Regions from separate parts of the Homo sapiens genome. Here regions 1 and 3 are each linked to region 2. A link is an interaction called in ENCODE POLR2A ChIA-PET data of the cell type or tissue named here. Cell type or tissue: PC-9. All regions are shown on one strand. Links, peaks and the distances in the headings refer to the core of each region. The heading gives the core; the rest is flanking DNA. Region 1 overlaps HERC1 (HECT and RLD domain containing E3 ubiquitin protein ligase family member 1). Region 2 overlaps USP3 (ubiquitin specific peptidase 3). Region 3 overlaps APH1B (aph-1B gamma-secretase subunit).

The links. ChIA-PET counts read pairs that join two places held together with the same protein. Peaks named below come from ENCODE experiments on the same cell type or tissue, not always from the same donor. Only the 100,000 strongest peaks of a DNase experiment are listed, where the experiment ranks them.
Region 1: POLR2A ChIA-PET joins it to region 2 with 6 read pairs; 2 of 35 experiments call an interaction of 5 or more read pairs at or near these places.
Region 3: POLR2A ChIA-PET joins it to region 2 with 8 read pairs; 2 of 35 experiments call an interaction of 5 or more read pairs at or near these places.

Annotation. Positions count from the first base shown.
Region 1 is chr15:63,719,312-63,726,439 of GRCh38, reverse strand. It overlaps HERC1 (HECT and RLD domain containing E3 ubiquitin protein ligase family member 1), which reads left to right. Exons shown (of 78, transcript NM_003922.4): 18 at 927-1,148; 19 at 3,085-3,258. Among named protein-coding and RNA genes, the nearest start is that of HERC1, 110 kb to the left of the region's middle. RefSeq lists a silencer at 4,290-4,466. In PC-9, for the core only: no CTCF peak of the experiment used is centred there; no DNase peak of the experiment used is centred there.
Region 2 is chr15:63,506,904-63,514,031 of GRCh38, reverse strand. The region is part of intron 1 of USP3 (ubiquitin specific peptidase 3); the gene reads right to left. Among named protein-coding and RNA genes, the nearest start is that of USP3, 5.9 kb to the right of the region's middle. In PC-9, for the core only: no CTCF peak of the experiment used is centred there; a DNase peak (open chromatin) is centred at 3,811; H3K4me3 peaks cover 1,176 bases; H3K27ac peaks cover 2,622 bases.
Region 3 is chr15:63,296,393-63,301,392 of GRCh38, reverse strand. All of the region lies in intron 4 of APH1B (aph-1B gamma-secretase subunit), which reads right to left. Among named protein-coding and RNA genes, the nearest start is that of APH1B, 21 kb to the right of the region's middle. In PC-9, for the core only: no CTCF peak of the experiment used is centred there; no DNase peak of the experiment used is centred there.

The DNA.
Region 1 (7,128 bases), core at 825-5,824, 210 kb before region 2:
TTTCCTTTTAGATAACTTATCCATTATCATTTCAAATAACTGCTTTTTGGATTTTTCAGTCTCTATTTTTATTTCATTGGTATGTGTTCCTTATAGCTGTCATTTCGTGAAGTCAAGAACTTTTAAAAACAAATGTACAATAAAAAAGCATGGATCTGGGCCCGGCATGATGGCTCATGCCTATAATCCCAGCACTTTGGGAGGCTGAGGCCGCCGGATCACCTGAGGTCAGGAGTTCAAGACCAGCCTGGCCAACATGGTGAAACCCCATCTCTACTAAAAATACAAAAATTAGCCAGGCACCGTGGTGCACACCTATACTCCCAGCTACTTGGGAGGCTGAGACAGGAGAATTGTTTGAACCTGGGAGGCAGAGGTTTCAGTGACCCAAGATCATGCCACTGCACTCCAGCCTGAGTGACAGAACGAGACTCTGTCTGCTCCCCTCCACCCCCGCCCCCCAGAAAAAAAGAAAGCATGGGTCTGGATCTTAGTATTAAGACAATTCTGAATTCAGGCCTTAAAAAGCATTAAACAATCTTGAATGTCATTTTAATGGATAAATTTGTGTGTTGATTTTGGAGGAATAAACTCAGAATACTCCCTAAAGATAGTGAATTTTGGTCTGGGTAATGAAAAGTAGGAATATAATTGATTGGAATAATGTTGTCATATGTTGTTTTAATGTTTATCTTAAAATTAGTAACTTTTCCAAGGAAAATTTTATTTGATAGCATAACTTCTCTGGATATTATTTTAAATCAGTCTGGTAAAGAGAAAAAATACAGAAAGTATTATAATTTGTGTTTTCATCATAAAATATTTTGCATCAGTATCTTATTGCAGTACGGTAGGAGACTATGAGAAATATTTTGAATCTTAAAAGTACCAGATAAAGACACAATAACTAATGATTTTGTCTTTAGGAGGGCCAGAACTAATTGATCCTGCTGGTCTGCCATTACCTCAGCCAGCTCAGTCCTGGGTATGGCTTGTGGATCTAGAAAGAACAATTGCTCTCCTTATTGGGCGGTGTCTTGGTGGCATGCTTCAGGGCTCCCCTGTGTCTCCAGAGGAACAGGACACTGCATATTGGATGAAAACGCCACTGTTCAGTGACGGTGTAGAAATGGACACTCCTCAATTGGGTAATGTGCTTCTCTGCAGCATTTAAAATACATGCCTGTTTGTACCTCAGTTGGAGATTTCTCTATTCTGATTTGCTAAATAGAGAACTGACAGGCACCAATTGCAACATTAGCAGTGTAGGGAATCTGGGGCTATGACTTGGAGCCCTAAGAAAAATGGTTAAATCGTGCAGCACAATATGGTGAAAAGAGCCCCCAGAGGAAATAGAAATTGTAGGTCTGGTCCTACTCTGTCATATTTATCACTCATTTTGAGCAAGTCATCTAACTCAATGCTTCATCACTTATTTTCCGAGGCTTGGAGGTTATGAAACTGCTTCCCAGAATGTAAAGCACTGTAAGAGTACTTAACCATGACTTATCAGTGCAGCACCCCTGAGATGTGAGTGGCAGCCTCTTTTCCTCCCAGCCTGTCTTGCTTTCATGCTGACATTATATTATGTCCTAATTTTTTCTTCGCCACTTAAAGTGCCTTTAGAATTTCCCTTCTGCAGCATCTCCCATTTGTATATATTGCTGGCAGGCTAGTTCCTAGACTGAACATGAAGACTTATCTGGTACCCCAGATAATCCAGTTGTTTTATCTAGAATTGGTCCTTTAATCTCTCTAGGCTTCTAATTTTGATTCTATAAAATAATGATTTGGATTAGACAGGCTACATGATATTATTAGATCTAAAATTTATTATTTCTCTGATAAGACAAAGAGACTCAACATGTCCCTGAAGGAAAGTCTAAGAGAGACTGAGAGGAAAGAAGGAGAGCGGAAAAGAAAAGAAAAAACAAAACAAAATGAGAAAGATTATACTTTGGGATTTGGAGGGTTGGAGAGTGGGAGTGAGGGAAGCAGTTGAGGATTTTCCTCCATTTCCAAATATGAGTGTACATTCATCATTTCATTTATGAACCAGAAAGTGATTTTGGCCATGGCTGGTGAATGTTGGACTGGTGTTTATGAAACATTTTGTTAAAGAAAGTAAAATCATGGTTTTTCAAGGGGTCTTTAACATGATAAAGATAATTCCACTGCTGTCAGTGTTTAACCTTGTGACAGTCCTAAAGGACCTCCTGAGAACAAAAGTATCTCTATCTCTACCCTCTTCATATTTCTGTTATATTTATTCAATTAAACTGGCCTTTAATATGAAGAAAATCAATTTCTGTTTAATGTTATTTTTCACTTTTTAAGTTATAAAATCATGAAACTATTAAAATTTTATTTTGTTTACTTGTATGTATTAGAAAAAGGTATTAGCCTTTGTAAAATTATAAAAATACAATAATTCAGTTATACTATGGGTTGAATTGATTTTTGATACTAGCCCAAGAACCTCATCATCACTTAGAACATGGTTTTGTTTGATTTTTAAATGTGAAATGAATTCTGAATGTCAAATGTCACACTGAAAAGTTAGGAACCACCTGTACAAATATAAATATCAATTGAGAAATTGTTCATGGTATCTTTTACATGGATCATTTTTAACTGATTATTTTTACTTAAGTCTATTAAAAAAAGGTCTAGTCGCATTTTCAATGGTTCCTTGTTTCTCAAAGAGGATATCATTCCATTTTGAACGCGTTGGTTTTTTGTTATACAAGACCATTGCACGTGTAGGACATTTAGTTTCTCTGGCCTCTGCCTGCCAAAACGCCAGAGTTGTAGGGTATAGCTCAGAGGTAAAGCATTTGACTGCAAAATACCAGAGGTTTTTTTGGAGTGTCACAATTGGTAGAGTGTCACATCCTTTTGGAGAATGTAAAAGGGTTGATACTACCTCCAACTGAAAAACATTAAAGGACTTTACCTTGGTAGCATCTACTTAAAATGGTTTGAAGTTTATCATTTCATAATCATTAAATAAATGTGGTAAGATTTTATCTGTAGCACCAAAATTTATGATGTTAAAATTGGTAACGTGAGTATTTTTTTTAGATAAATGTATGAGTTGCCTGTTAGAAGTAGCACTTTCTGGAAATGAAGAACAGAAGCCTTTTGATTATAAATTGCGGCCTGAAATTGCTGTCTATGTAGACTTGGCATTGGGTTGTTCTAAAGAGCCTGCCCGAAGCCTTTGGATCAGCATGCAGGACTATGCTGTTAGTAAAGGTAAGATAAAGAAGATAAAGGGAGTAAATTTGTAGTTAGCTCATAATGCTCGCAAATATATATGCAATATATGTAAGTGAAAATTATAGGGATCACCCTTTTTTTTAATAGAAAAAGATATTTTATTAACATTTTTAAACAATTTGTTTTTCCCTTTGTGGAAAATAGTGTAACTATTTTTTATATACATGTATTCCACTTAAACCTACTGTGTGAAAATTGAGATTTATATAATACATTTATAGGTAATCATTTTACTGAAGTATAGTAGTCTCCCCATATCCGCGGGTGATGTGTTCCAAGACTCCCAGTAGATTGCTTGAAACCACAGGTAGTACCGTACCTTATATACATTACGTTTTTTCCTGTGTGTACATACTTGCCCATGGTAAAGTTTAATTTATAAATTAGGCATAGTAAGACATTAACAACAACAGTAATAAAATAGAACAATTACAATAATATGCTAACTGAATCACTACTCTTGCATTTTGGGGCCAGTATTAAGTAAAATAAGGGTTACTTGAACACAATCACTGTGATACCGCAGCAGTAGATCATAAAACCAAGAGGGTTACTAAGTGACTTCGTGAGATTTCATCATACTACTCAGAAGGGCATGCAATTTAAAAGTTATGAATTGTTTATTTCTGGAATTTTCCATTTAATATTTTTGGACCACAGTTGATCGCAAGTAACTGAAACCATGAAAAGCAAGATCATGGATAAGGGAGACTGTTATATTCCGTGCTATGTAAATGGATCTATTTTAAGAGTCTGTTTAACGATTATCTTCCCTTTGCAAGCCATGGTTTAATGACTGAAAGGATGTGTACTTAGAAGTCTAAGCTATAGGTGTGGTCAGTATTCATCTATAAAACATTTTGCCTACTCTAGAGTGCTGGTGAAGATTCCAGTTTGAGATAAGATATACTATTAAGTACCATGGTAAAGTACTATGCAAGTTTGTGGTGGTATTTCAGTTTCTAATATTATTTGAGAAAATTAATTTTATAGGCTGGGCACAGTGGCTCACGCCTGTAATCTCAGCACTTTGGGAGGCTGAGGTGGGAGGTATCACTTGAGGTCAGGAGTTTGAGACCAGCCTGGCCAACATGGCAAAACCCTGTCTCTACTAAAAATACAAAAAAATATTAGCTGGTCATGGAGGCGTGTGCCTGTAATCCCAGCTACTCGGGAGGCTAAAGGACAACAATCACTTGAACCCAGGAGGTGGAGGTTGCAGTGAGTCAAGATTGCACCACTGCATTCCAGCCTGAGTGACAGAGTGAGACTCTGCCTCAAAAAACAAGCAACAACAACAAAGAAAATTAATTTTATGTACATATTTTCAAAGGCTGTACCTGATTTCTTTTTAGCTCCTTTGTTTTTTTAACGATGATCGGGATTGTTCAGAATCACCTATCTCTAGTTTTCTTTCTCTGTGTCATTCTCTTATCCTGTCATTAGTTTTGTCCATTTTTTTTGGATTTTCTTTCTTGTGTGATCAAAATGGCAAAAATAAATACATTTTTACTTTTTATTGGCCTTTATTTTTTATAAAGAAAATGAAATGAGATACATATTATTCAGATCTGCCAATAAGATGACACCTTTGAATGTTTAATCTCATCTTTTTTTTGTTTTTTGTTTTTTGAGACAGAGTCTCCTCTTATCGTCCAGGCTGGAGTGCAGTGGCGTGATCCCAGCTCACTGCAACCTCCGCCTTCCGAGTTCAAACGATTCTCCTGCCTCAGCCTCCTGAGTAGCTGGGATTACAGGCCTGCACCACCACACCCAGCTAATTTTTGTATTTTTAGTAGAGATGGGGTTTATGCCATGTTGGCCATGGCTGGTCTCGAACTCGTGACCTCAGGTGATCCATCCGCCTCGGCTTCCCAAAGTGCTGGGATTACAGGTGTGAGCCACGGCGCCTGGCCCCATTTTGTTTGTTAATCATTTATTCATTCATTCTGTTGTGGTGACTCCTACCAGAGGTGAAATAGTAATGAGGAGGAAAAAAGTTTACTTTCTAAGATGTATTTTCTGATATTTCATATTTGTAACATTTGCTTGGGATGTGCAGTTAGGTTTTCTATACCACATTATCACTTATTACCTTGCAGTGAGAACTAAAAAAAAAACTAGATATAAGGTGAATAAAAACTTGTTGTATGGGTCTGTTTGTTGTATTGCTTATACACTGTAAGCATAGACTTTATTCCTGAATAGTGGAAACATTCTTTGTTGTTTGGTATGAAATGAACATAATTTTAATGAAGGTGTTTTAAAGGAACCCATTATTTTAAAAATGGCATAGGAGAGTAATACCTGCTAAATTTAAAACACAACAAAGAGTGTTACTTTAGTTTGCTTTTAAAATTGAATATTAGGTTCCTTGAAATGGAGTCTTGTTGGATTTTTTAGTCATAGCAGTTCTCAGAATAGCAAGCAATTCCATGGAATGGATGATTTCCTAAGAGCCTGATGAGGATTGTCATTCTAAGATTCTCTGTGGGCTTTAAGAATTTCTTAAAATCTGGCATATTTGTCCTTGTCAATTTTTTTTACTGATAAAGCAGGATAAGTCTGAACTTAAATTTCTGACTTAGGCATACTGAAATGAAAACCAGCATATAACATTTTTATCTCTGGAGATGAGAGTTTTAAGAAGGAATTAAGAACCAAAATTAATTTGAGGCTAAAAATTTTTCAAGCGTGTTTTTTGTTGGTTTTGTTTTGTTTATAAGTAGCCCAGATATTTAGCAAATCTGTCAAATGAACGGAGACTAGCAGTCCCTCTGGGAGCAGGGTGGACAATAACTCTCCCACCCCCATTTGAAATCTACTGAATATACTACATTGTTAAAGTACAATACTGGTGTGCCAACATAGAATTAAAGAATGGGAAGAGGCCGAGTGTGGTAGCTCATGCCTGTAACTCTAGCTACTTAGGAGGCTGAGGCAGGAGGATCGCTTGAGCCCAGGGGTTTGAGACTGCAGTGAGCTATGTAGCCACCACTGCACTCCAGCCTGGACAGCAGGAGTGAGACCCTGTCTCTTAAAAAAAAAAAAAAAGGGAAGAAAAAGCACCTGACTAGTCCTCATCATCTAATGTTGTGATTTCGGTTTTCAACTACATGTCTTCATTTCTGTTTTAAGAAATGTTGTTTCATTTCTTACCCACTTAAATGTACTTGTATTCACAGTATATACTTTTATGGCATCAAATACCAGATACATGTATATTTGACTAGTTTACTCACTATCTCCTCTAGAATGTCTAATGGAGAGTATTCAAAACTAGACTCCTGATTCCAGCTCCCTACCCTCGAAACTGTTCATGTGGTCTTCCTTTCTCAGTAAATGCCAACTACATTTTAAATACATTTAGAATCACCTTTGACTTCTCTCATATTCTCACATCACAGATCTGATCTATCAACAAATTCTGTCAATTCTGCCTTCAAAATGCATGTGGACTCTCCAGCCACTTGTCATTACCTTCGCTGCTCTTACCTTTTTCTGAGTCATCATCATTTCTCACTTGAATTACTGCAATAATTACTTCTGCTATTGCTGTCCCTATAAGTCAGTTCTCCACTCAGCAGAGTGAGCTTTCAAAAATACATCTCAGATCATGTTGTATCTCTGTTCAAAGCCTTCTAATGCTGCTTCTCATTTTTCCCCGAGTAAAACCTGGAGGACTTGTACTGGCCTGCAAGGCCGTTGGGATCTGGTCCCCAGCCAGCTCTCTGATGTCTTCTACCCATTCTGTGCATGCACGGTTTGCCCCAGCCACACTGGCCTCCTTGAACCCATCCCAGATCCTCTGCACTAGCTTTTTCTGAGGGGACCCATTTTCACAAG
Region 2 (7,128 bases), core at 959-5,958:
ACTATTAATATCCAAAATAATTCACATGGAAATAAGAGTTAATCTTAATGAAACCAAAGAACATTTTACTGTGTGCAACTAAAATTAAAATTTGCTCAACCAGCAATTTGTACCATTGTTGCTCCCACAGTCTCTATATTATACAGTTATTTTTTAAATGCCTAATATAGTAGAACATTTTTCTAACATGTCATCCATCGATTATCTCAGGGAAACATTCCAAGTCAGAAATTTGTTTTCTAGAAATTTCAACTTGATATTCAAAAACTTTAATCAAAATATTACTCCGGCATTGTGCAACAAATGTTCAAAACAAAGTAATGAACAATTTAAATCTATTATTTAAAAAAGAAAACCCACCCAGACTGGTGGCTCATATCTGTAATCCCAGCACTTTGGGAGGCTGAGGTGGAAAGATCACTCAGAGTCAGAAGTTCAAGACCTGGGTAACATCGAGACCCTATCTCTACAAAAAAATTTAAAAATTAGCTGAGCGTGGTGGCACATGCCTGGAGTCCCAGCTACTTGGGAGGCTGAAGTGGAAGGATCACTTAAGCCCGCGAGTTCCAGGCTGTAACGAGCTATGACTGCACCACTGCACTCCAGACTGGGTGACAGAGTGAGACTCCATTTCCAAAAAATAAATAAATAAGCAAAAATAAAAACCTGAGCTTGGTCATCAAGGACAAAGATTTAAAGAAGGTAGAACAATAACTGTACTTTCTTATAATCAGTTAAATTAAACCTGCGGGAATATGACAGTTAATTTCCAGCCTGCTTTTTCTGGTGATGAGGCAGTACAAGAACAGTCCATAAAATTAAGTGTCTTCAGGGTGGGTGAAGGATAAACAGGCCAACAATTTCTACAAAGAAGGCTGTCTTAAACCCAGCTAGAACAAAGAAAAAATAACAGGAGAAAACTTCTACTCAAGAATGGAAACAGCTCACACTGATAGAGCTACTGGATTCTAAAGCAGAGTACAAAGTCTCCAAATAAAATCTAGTTGGTTACAATATCTTTGATATAACCTGGCTTATCTTAAAAATAAACTCACAATTCCCTCTTCAAAGGGTCTTATAAAATTATATTAGCTAGTATTTATTAATTGTGAAGCATCTAACTAATGCAAACACTTAAGACAACTGCAAATTTGATTTTTCAATGTTCAAGTTTAATTTCAACAGTTTTCAAAATCTGAAATTGCCTTCCTAAATTCATCTGCATTGTATACATCCATAAAGAGCACACACTGAAAAGATACACTTCCTTGTATCTTAAGAAAGGGGGAGGCCTGGTGCAGTGGCTCACACCTGTAATCCCAGTATTTTGGGAGGCCGAGGCAGGTGGATCACAAGGTCAGGAGTTCAAGACCAGCCTGGCCAACACAGTGAAACCCCGTCTCTACTAAAAACACAAAAATTAGCCAGGCATGGTGGTGGCTGCCTGTAATTCCAACTACTTGGGAGGCTGAAGCAGGAGAATCACTTGAACCTGGGAGTGGAGGTTTCGGTGAGCTGAGATCGTGCCACTGCACTCCAGCCTGGCCAAAGAGTGAGATTCCGAAGAAGAAGAAAGAAGAAAGAAAAAGAAGGAAGAAAGAAGAAAGAAAAAGAAAGAAGAAAGAAGAAGAAGGAAGAAAGAAGAAAAAGAAAGAAGAAAGAAGAAAGAAGAAGAAGAGGAAGAGGAGGAAGAGGAGGAAGAGGAAGAAGAGGAAGAAGAAGAAGAGGAGGAAGAAGAAGAGGAAGAAGAGGAAGAAGAAGAAGAGGGGAAATCTGTTTTAAGATCTGCAGTTACTGGCTAGGCACGGAGGCTCACACATGTAATCCCAGCACTTTGGGAGGCCAAGGCAGGAGGATCACGAGGTCAGGAATTTGAGTGAAACCCTGACTCTACTAAAGATACAAAAAATTAGCCGGGTATGGTGGTGTGCGTCTGTAATCCCAGCCACTCAGGAGGCTGAGGCAAAGAATTACTTGAGCCCGAGAGGCGGAGGTTGCAGTGAGACAAGATCGTGCCATCACACTCCAGCCTGGGGAACAGGGTGAGACTCCATCTCAAAAAAAAAAAAAAAAAAAAAGATCTGCAGTTACTAGTTTTAGTTTTTATGGTCTAAAGACTATAACTTTTACAGGAAATACAATTGGAAAATCTTAGAATAACTAAATGGAATCAACAAAGTATACTGACTAAAAGCAAAGATTTCAAATAATCTCTGAGCTACCAGAAGCAAATGCAAAATTCTATACCTTAAGAATTCTCTCCTTCCTCCACCCTACAACAAACCACCTCCAAGAAGAATCTTCTCTAACAGAAACAAAATGAAAAAATAAGGGGGGTGGAGAGACTTCAATAACTGAAACCCATTTTAAAAATAACCAAAAGCTAATTGCATTTTATCCATAGCTATAGTGAGGAGGCTGGTTTATTATGTCTGAACTAATGCAATATGAATTTCGGCCTATAAAAATATTAGATCTGAGTATAACAAGGTTGACATTTAAAATAGTTGTTTCTTCCAAACTATATCACCAATTCCTTGTTCCAACTTGCCAGCACTTTCAATATTAAATTGGGTGAGGGGGGTAACAAAAGACCAAATTTTAAAATAAGTAATTTTTGAGATGTGGAACTTAAAATATATTTTCATATCAAAAATCTTCAAAGGAATTATTTAAAGTATGTGTTCCAAACATTTTGTATTTTTTAAATTGTCAAGCATTAAGTTACTGAATAACAAAATAAAGACTCTTTTTTTTTTTTTTTTAAGAAAAAGCAAGCTAAAAGTCTGAACAGTGTTAGAGTTTAAGCTTTGGGCTATCTTTAATACTCCCCAAGCATCTTGGGCAACTCGTAACCTTTGTCTCAGTTTCATAATCAATAAAATAGGAAAAACTACAAGGATGAATAATTAATTAAATTAGTCAGGATTAAATGCTAGCAAACTGCTTTGAAGTTACTTTATGTTGTTCTCAGTTATCTTCCTACTCAGTAAAACTAATAGATGAGAAAACATCTGGAATTACTATAGATAATCACATCTGCAGACTCACAGCAGTTAAAAAGACGATCTCTACAAATTTCTAAGCCAAAGTTCATTCAACGACCCCAAAGATTTTAAGATACAACCACAATGAACAATTTTAGGTGAATTTCTTTTCAGTCTCAAGGACACCTATTCTTACCTACATTCTCAAAAGAAACCACTACACAGAAATCTCAGAGCATCTTGAGGGGTCTTGGCACAAGACAATTCTAGGTAAGATGAACAAGCTGTTACTGTTGTTAATGCTATTCTCAGCATTCTAAACTGTCAATCAAGGTAAGCTTAATCACAAACACACCCTCCAAAAAGTACTAGCCCCTACTGAGAACCCATCAAAGTACTTCCTTCCAAGCCATCTGTCCAGGAAAGCTCTATTAACACACCTAGAATGCAATTGCTCTCCTGTCTAAAGAGGCAATGAATAAACATAAAATATCAAAATATGTTAAACAGCATACCTTTTCCACTTCAAACAATGATAATCTACCGACTAAATCTATTTATTTCAATGCCTTGGTTGAACACAAACCTGTATGTATGTAGGTCAGAGACTGCAGCTTAATCAAAGGAGACTAACATTTTGTTTTCAAAGAAGGAAAAATATTAAAAACAAACAAACAAGCTCAAGAAGGGGAGAAAAGCTCAAAAAGAAAAAAAACGAGCAGGTTAGGTTAGGGGAAATGTACATGTTAATCAGCTCCTGATGGAAGAGGGACTCAAATTTTAAAACAGGAATTTAAATGACTCACTGAGCTACACACTAAATTACTCACTGGTCTACTCACTGAGCTGCAAACACTATAAAAACATAAGTATTTCTAAATCTAGCTTGAAGGATCCAAAATCAATCTTTTATATTCCAGTGGAGAAGGAAATTACATACATTTCAATGAGGAAAAAGGAGGCTGTTACACGAGCCTAAGGCTAATGGTGTACAAGCAAAGAATGAGAATAAATTATTTTGAGGATAAATAACAGGAAACCACACCAAAGAGTTCGAATTCTTCCCCCAACTCCATCATTTCTTCTGCTTAGACCATGAAGGATGTTCTGTATACACTATTAAGCATATTATTAGGGAAAGAACTTCTCATCAATGTGTCAAAACTTCTTCACAACAAGTAAATGTTAGGCTCAATCTCTATACTGAAGCTTCTTTAAACAAAACACATACATGGAGCACATTCTAAATTTCACACATTTCACATCCATGAGCAATCATTTAGAGACTCTAGAAATAAGCTGAGATTGCTCTAAGATTCTGGGGGACGGGGTTGGGGAGGAATACTGCAGAAAGACTAGAAAGACATTTGACTTAAGCTTTATAAATATTACCAAAAAAGTTTAAATTCTTCAGAAGGATATATAAAACTCAAATACTACTTTTTAGAATTAATGTGAAAAAAGTATCACCTGTCCACTGATTTTTAACTACCCCATCCACATTTACAACTAAATTGTCCACCTGCCCATCTATAAATACAGACTGCCAAAAGAACACAAATTCATTGTGATAACAACACTGCAGATGGTCATTTGCTCACAATCCAGCCAACGTTTACTGACTAAAATACTGGGAGTGCGGGCTAGTGAAAGCATTCTGGGGAAAGTTCACTCTGCGTTTATTTTCAACATAAAGACCCTGCCAGACACATCTAAGTGATAGTTCCTTTATTTATCAGGCAAATATTTACTAATTGCTCTATTAAGTATTAGGCACTTAATAAAGACATCATAGAATGTTACTAAAAAGCAGTAAAAGCATTTGACCTAATGACAAGGAAATGACTGATTGTATTTAGAAAATTTAGTCCACTGGGCAAACGAGTGTTAAATGTAGGTTGTGGAGAAATACGATACAAAATAACCCATCACTCCATCAAGGTTGATTTCTTCTCTTTATCACAACCTGATCAGTCCATTACAAATTTATTACCACTGACAACCAATAATCAACACCTCATCCTACTGAATGGATCTCTTAAAAAAGGGTTTATCTCCAGTATTTTGGGTGGAATTATCTGCAGTTTTTGGTGCAAAATTGCAGAACATTTACTTGATCTACACTTACTTTTCTTGGGTAGAGTAATATGAAGGCAAGTGTGTACTGAAAACTTAAAGAGGCACTCTCAACTCATTGAAGAATTAATCAGGGAAAAATTAGCATGCCTATCCTACTAAATATCTCTAATTTAACTGGCTGTTTAACCCAAACCCTCAAGTTCAAATGCTTGGTCCTTGGCTTTCCTTAGTTATCAAAACACTTGCATTCAGGGCATCTTTTTAAACAATTTTTGTTTTTTCCCACTGGTTAAACTCTTTTACCCACAAAAATAAGGAATGCCCAAGCCTCCAACTTCTGAAAATAACATCTGGTATGTGCACATAACAAAAAGCTTGAGAGAATGCCCTTTTATTTAAAACTTTTTCATTTTAAACTAGAATCCCTTAAGCAACAATTAGACATAAATCAGCCTTTACGTTATTAGGAGATAGCTATTTTCAACATTTACCTTAAACCACATGGATGTATCTTCTAACTAGTTAGCTTCCTGTCTCTCCCCCAGCTAGATTAGACTGTTAACTTTTTTGGCAGCAAAGGACTACTAGAGCCCATGCTCTATTTCCCAGCTAATACATTTCAAAAACCTCAGGTCTCTACAGAAACATAAACGTTGGTAGCCTTAAGGATTTCTCTAATTTTTTAAAGTTATTTTGATATGAGCAGGTATCCTTAACTGTTAACTATAGCTTACACAAGTGGGTTCTCAAAGTGTGGTCCTGGACCCCTGAAAGTTTCCAGGACCCATTCAGGGGATCCAGAAGGTCAAAACAATTTTCATACATAATATTTAAGATGTTACTTTTGTTTACAGTCATTCTCTCACAAGCATGCAGTGGGGTGTTCCTGAGGCTGCATGATGTGACATCTCAAGAGACTGAATGCAGAAGCAATGTAAGAATCCAGCTGTCTTCTATAAAGCTGAACAAAGAGTTACAAAAAGGCAAAATAATGCCATTCTTCCCACTAAATTTTTGTTTTGAAAAACATTTTACATAAACTGTCAATTTATGTTATGGGTGTGGGTCTATTATTATTTGTAAGCATATTAATAAATACATATTTTAAGTTTTTCTCAGTTTTAATTTCTAATAAACATCATCAACAGATATAAGCTACACGAAGGCTCTTCAGGTGCTCAACAATTTTTAAGAGTGTAAAGGGGTCCTAAGATCAAAAAGTGTAAGAACCACTGTCATACACAATTATATAACCCAACACACAGTGCCTTCCATGGATAAGAAGCTCATGCTAATTCTGAAGTATAATTACTTCTTACTTCTTGTAATCTTGTTGAGTTCTGTATCTCCCTGTAAAGCATCATTCAGCATAAAGCCAGTCTGTTCTAGTCCCCATTTAATGGGCTTTGGATATTTAATTATTCAGAGTCCTCTTTACAAAGATGTTCTGACCTCTAATACCACCTATTACTAGAACAGTGTATACAAGTTTCTCAAAGTTTTCACAAAAAATTACCTTGTTCATCCTAACAGCAACCTGTGAAGTAAATGCAAAGTATTACCCTTTTCTTTGCAGATTATATAAGGAAACTGATACTCAAAGAAAATAGAACTATTTGTCCAATTAGGTACTGCTAACTGGTAGAACCTAGAATGTTGTGGCATTTTGCAATTTGCTTGGCTGTCTTACCGTGGTATAATTGCAAACTCGCAAAGAAAATAAGGCAAGGGCATTACTTTTATTGTCCCAGTGCCAAAACAGGGATTTTCCCCTCCTTAATAAGAACATAATCAGATTCAATACCCAGTCACAGTATTAGTCAACACATCGGCTACCCTTTTGGTCCCCTATGAAAAAAACAAAAATAAAATAAAATCAAGAGTGTGGGAGAAAAAAAATACGACTATATAACACTCCAAGATAATGAGTTAGTTAAGGACTCACAGATTCATCATTTAATCACTGAAACGACAGGCACGCAAGAACAAGATCAAGCTTAATACAATAACGCTAGATTATATCAACAAATGGATGCCAACGGGTTAAGACGGGAGGCCTACA
Region 3 (5,000 bases), core at 1-5,000, 210 kb after region 2:
GGAAAATAAAAAGGCATCTAGATTTCCTCTTTCAGCCACATAATAAGAAATCATTAACACCCACCAGACTGGCAAAAATTCAAGTCTGACAACTCTCTTTCATACTGCTGATAGGAAAACAGTCTAGCATTACAAATTAAAGAGGAATTTGCATTCTCTATTTCACTCCAGCAATTCTGCAGCTAGAGCTAGACTCTGAAGCAATTAGTTCTGAAATTAATAGATCACTGCACCTGGGAACTTGTTAGAACTCCAAATTATGGGGACCCACCCCGCACTTCCTGAATCAGAAACAATGGGGTGGGAGCCCAGCAATCCGTGTTTAAACAGCCCTCCAGGTGATTCTGAGGCACGGTCAAGTTTCAGAGCCATTGCTCTAGAGAAACGTACACATCTGCACAAGGAGCATATATAAGTTTAAGTCAGCACTGTCTGTAATAATGAAATATGTCCATCATTACCAGAATGGATAAATAAATCCTGCTCTATTCACACAATGGAATACTATATGGTCTACGATATAAATTATCTCAAGAATCTAATGTTATGTAGAAAAGAAAACCGTATCGTGAAAAAATGCGTATTATTTCATTGATATGAATTCTAAAACATGCAAAACTAAAAGACGTAACTGTTGTGATGAAAGAAAGCTGTTATATCTGGTGTAAACGTGTAATTATTTCAGTAAACGGTGGTAGATATTTTAACTAAATTAGAAGAGAAACAGTTTCCAAAGTTTTGACGCTATGGCAGATGAAGCTAAAGTGATGTATTTTAACCCCGGTGATGACCCCGGAAAAGGAGGCCTCCCTGGAGAGAGATGCTTGGTGACGGCGGGGAGCTGAGACCGCTGAAGATGCCCAGGAGTGCAGTTTAAGTTTTAAAGTTTTTGTGTCAGAAAAGATCAAGACAGAAACTGACACAAATGGAAACACTGATTTTTTAAAGAAATCATAAGGTGTTCATTTTCTAAGGGTTTTTCAGAATCTAGATGACAATCAAATGTCAAGAGAAAGCAATGACACCATTAAGGTGTCATCTGTTTGGCAGCTTATGTTTGCCATTCTTTCTGAATATTGATGTTACCAGGGCAGCCCTGATGAAATAACCGGGAAAGGTCCTTAGTTCTTGTTTTTGTTTTTTTTTAACTGTTTTTCTTTAGTTCCTTTATCAATAGGCACAGCTGCTTAAAGAAACCAGATGGCTCGAGATGGCACCAGAGCTTCTTGACCCCTGACCAGATACCAGAGGAAGACCTCGCAAAACCAGCACAAACTGGAATAGGTGACTCCTATTTGCATTTAGATCATCAGCATATCTTTACAATGCTAAAACTCCCTCCCCTGAAAGAAAATCCCTGCCATTTCATGCACATATAATATATGAAGGCATATGTTCATGGATAGCACCTTCACGTCTGGAGTCCCATCCCATACATGCTCACATTCCTTTCCCGCCCCACACCTAGTCCCCCTATGCCTTCTACTGCTTGGGGAGAAAGTACATTTAGCACAAGAGCTCACCTTCTCCGTTTTCTGGCCAGGGAATAAAACCCGATTGCCTTTTCCAATTGGATGTTCTTTCTTTGCGACCAATACTGAGTGGGGAAAGAAGTGTTTACCAGGGACACTGAGACACAATTATGCTCCTATAGTCAAGGCCTACAGTTCATTTAAAAATGCTCTCAGGGGCTGGGCGCGATGGCTCACACCTGTAATCCCAGCACTTTGGGAGGCCGAGGCAGGAGTATCACGAGGTCAGGAGATCGAGACCATCCTGGCTAACACGGTAAAACCCCGTCTGTACTAAAAATACAAAAAATTAGCCGGGCGTGGTGGAGGGCACCTGTAGTCCCAGCTGCTCGGGAGGCTGAGGCAGGAGAATGGCGTGAACCTGGGAGGCGGAGCTTGCAGTGAGCCGAGATAGTGCCACTGCACTCCAGCCTGGGTGACAGAGCAAGACTCCATCTCAAAAACAAAACAAAACAAAAACAAAACAACAAAAATTCTCTCATTTACAGGAGTTTCAGTCTCCTCTTGTCCAAAAGAGCATTACTGTGAGTTTTAGGCAAGCATCCTCAAGACATCATTAGCCCTGACTTTCTTCCAAATTCTAGGTCCATATTTCTTGGTCCTTCTTACTAAGAAGTCTGATGGATTGACTTTGCCTCCAAAGTCAAGTCCATACACCTCAGACTAGCATTCAAGGACCTCTACAATCTACACCCCAATTACCTTGACACCATGTTCTCTACTATCTTCAACTGCATCCTATGGAAGAAAACCAGAACTCTTCTTCACTCTGTCTATACCTCTGGTTTTCTTTTTTCTTTTTAAATAGATTATCCCTTTTGTCTGAAGACTCTGCCCCTCAGCACCACCCCTCTCCATTTCACCACATCCGAATCTTACTTTTATTTACAATCCAGTTCAAATGCCACCTCTCCTCCGTAAATTATTTCCTAACACCTACCCTCCTCCTTTTTTTTTTTTTTTACATTCAACACAATCTACTGAGCACCTAGACAGCCTGGCCTGAAGATTATATATATTATCTTTAGAGTCAGATGGTTCTGAGTTAGAATCCCAGCTCCACTGCGTGGCTTTGGACAAGCTATTTAAACTCTCTGAGCTTCCATTTCCTTTATTTTTAAAATGGGGATAATACCACATAGGGCTGTTACAAGGAAAAACAGTGCTTGGCAATCCATATCTTTTTAATATGTGGTAGCTACCGTGTGCTATGGTCTACAGATTCAAAGACAAATAAGCCAGAGTTCTCAGTGAGTTGTACTATCAGGTGAGAAAGTGAGACAGCAGCCAGCAATGACCATTTATATCCAAGTCTCCTGGGTACTTGACTATGTCTTAAAAATGCATTCCTGGCCAGGCACAGTGGCTTACTCCTATAATCCCAGCACCTGGGAGGCTGAGGTGGGTGGACCACTTGAGCCCAGGAGTTCGAAACCAGCTTAGGCAACATAAGAAAACCCTGTCTCTACAACAAATACAAAAATTAGCCAGGCGTGGCAGTGTGCAGCTGTAGTTTCAGCTACTCAGGAGGCTGACGTGGGAGGATTACCTGAGGCCAGGGAGGTTGAGGCTACACGAGCCATCATCACACCACTGCACTCCAGCCTGGGTGACAGAGCTAGACCCTGTCTCAAAAAAATAAATAAAAAATAAAAACAAAAATGCATTTCTCTTCATTCTTGTAGATTATTTCTTCCTCTGACTTTGTATTACTCTTACATTTATTTTCTTCCTCCCCTCTTTCATCAACCCACATAACAAGTATGTCTGCAGTGGCCAGCATGGGCCAGGCACTTTCTAGCCACTGGGACTATTACAACACATGAAACACAGTCTCATAGAACCTTTCCCCATCCTTTCAGTTTACCATTTTATTAACACAATATCTAGAAGAGATCCCTTGGACATGTATTAAAATACCGTGCTATGTTCATACTCGGCTCATTTATGCAGTCAGCTCTCGTTTCCGGGTGGCTTTGATGGTCATCACAGCCTTCACTATCACGACGTGCTATGTTAGAATGCCGGGATTTACTCTTTCCTCCCTCTGCAGTTGGTTAAGAGGTCCAACAGAAACAGACCCGGATATCTGCATCATTCTGCCACACACACGTGGCTACAGCTACATACATCCTATTTAAACCCTTCTCATTAGTAAAAGGAACAAATTCCAGCTAGTAATGAAAATTTGCTAATAGTATCTCTAGAGTACAACCTTTTAATTACTAAACCTTTCTCAGTTAATGTTCCTAAATATAAAATTCTAAAAGTCCTTCAGTAAATCTAACCCCCAAATTTGCTTTGTTCTAATATTCTTTTTTTTCTTTTCTGAGACAGGTTCTCAACTCTGTCACCCAGACTGGAGTGCAATGGTGCGATCATGGCTCACTATAGCCTCCACCTCCTGGGGCTCAGGTAATTCTCCCACCTCAGCCTCCTGAGTAGCTGGGACTACAGGTGTGCACCACCAGGCCCGACTAATTTTTTTCTGTTTTAAGTGGAGACAGGGTTTTGTCATGTTGCCCAGGCTGGTCTCAAACTCCTGGGAGTTCAGGCAATCTGCCCACCTCAGCTTCCCAAAGTGCTGGAATCACAGGCTTGAGCCATAATGCCCAGCCTGTTCTAATATTCTTAAGCCAAAAAAACTTCCCTAAGTTAACCATAAGAATATCAACGTTAGTTTATAACCCAGATTAATAAAAGGAGCTTCCATAATTTTTATATGTTGTAATACATTAATCAGAAAGCGGAATAATTCTAACAAGTACTGTATATCAGTTTGTGACGACTGTAACTGTCTAGTCGATAATGGACTTCCTCTTCTAATAAACTTCTAAGTCAAAGTATCTTGGTAGTGAATATTTCTAACCTATTTCTAAGCAAAACGTTTCAGTGTTATCTTCAAGAAACAACATTTACAGCCGGGCGGGGTGGCTCACGCCTGGGAGGCCAAGGCAGGAAGATCACCAGGTCAGGAGATCAAGACCATCCTGGCCTACATGGTGAAACCCCATCTCTCCTAAAAAATACAAAAAATTAGCCAGGCATGGTGGCACACACCTGTAGTCCCAGCTACTCGGGAGGCTGAGGCAGGAGAATCGCTCGAACCCAGGAGGCAGAGGTTGCAGTGAGCCAAGATGGCACCACTGCATTCCAGCCTGGGCGACAGAGCAAGACTCCGTCTCAAAAAAAAAAAAAAAAAGAAACAACATTTACTATTTGGCTCCTTCACCCTTCCTGAATATACCCCAAATGCTCTAACACACAGATTCATAAGCACCTTCATTTTCACACGTGTTCCTTTCCCTCATTCCCGATGCCTATTTTTCTGTCCTTGCAAAGCTAATGGCCTAAGACAGCAATTGCGTCTAATACTGGCTTCCTGCCAGCACAGAAACTGCCATCACCTAGCTTCCCCTAACACGGGCAGGGTATCTCTAACTAAGTCAGAGCAAGCCAAAGGCTGCT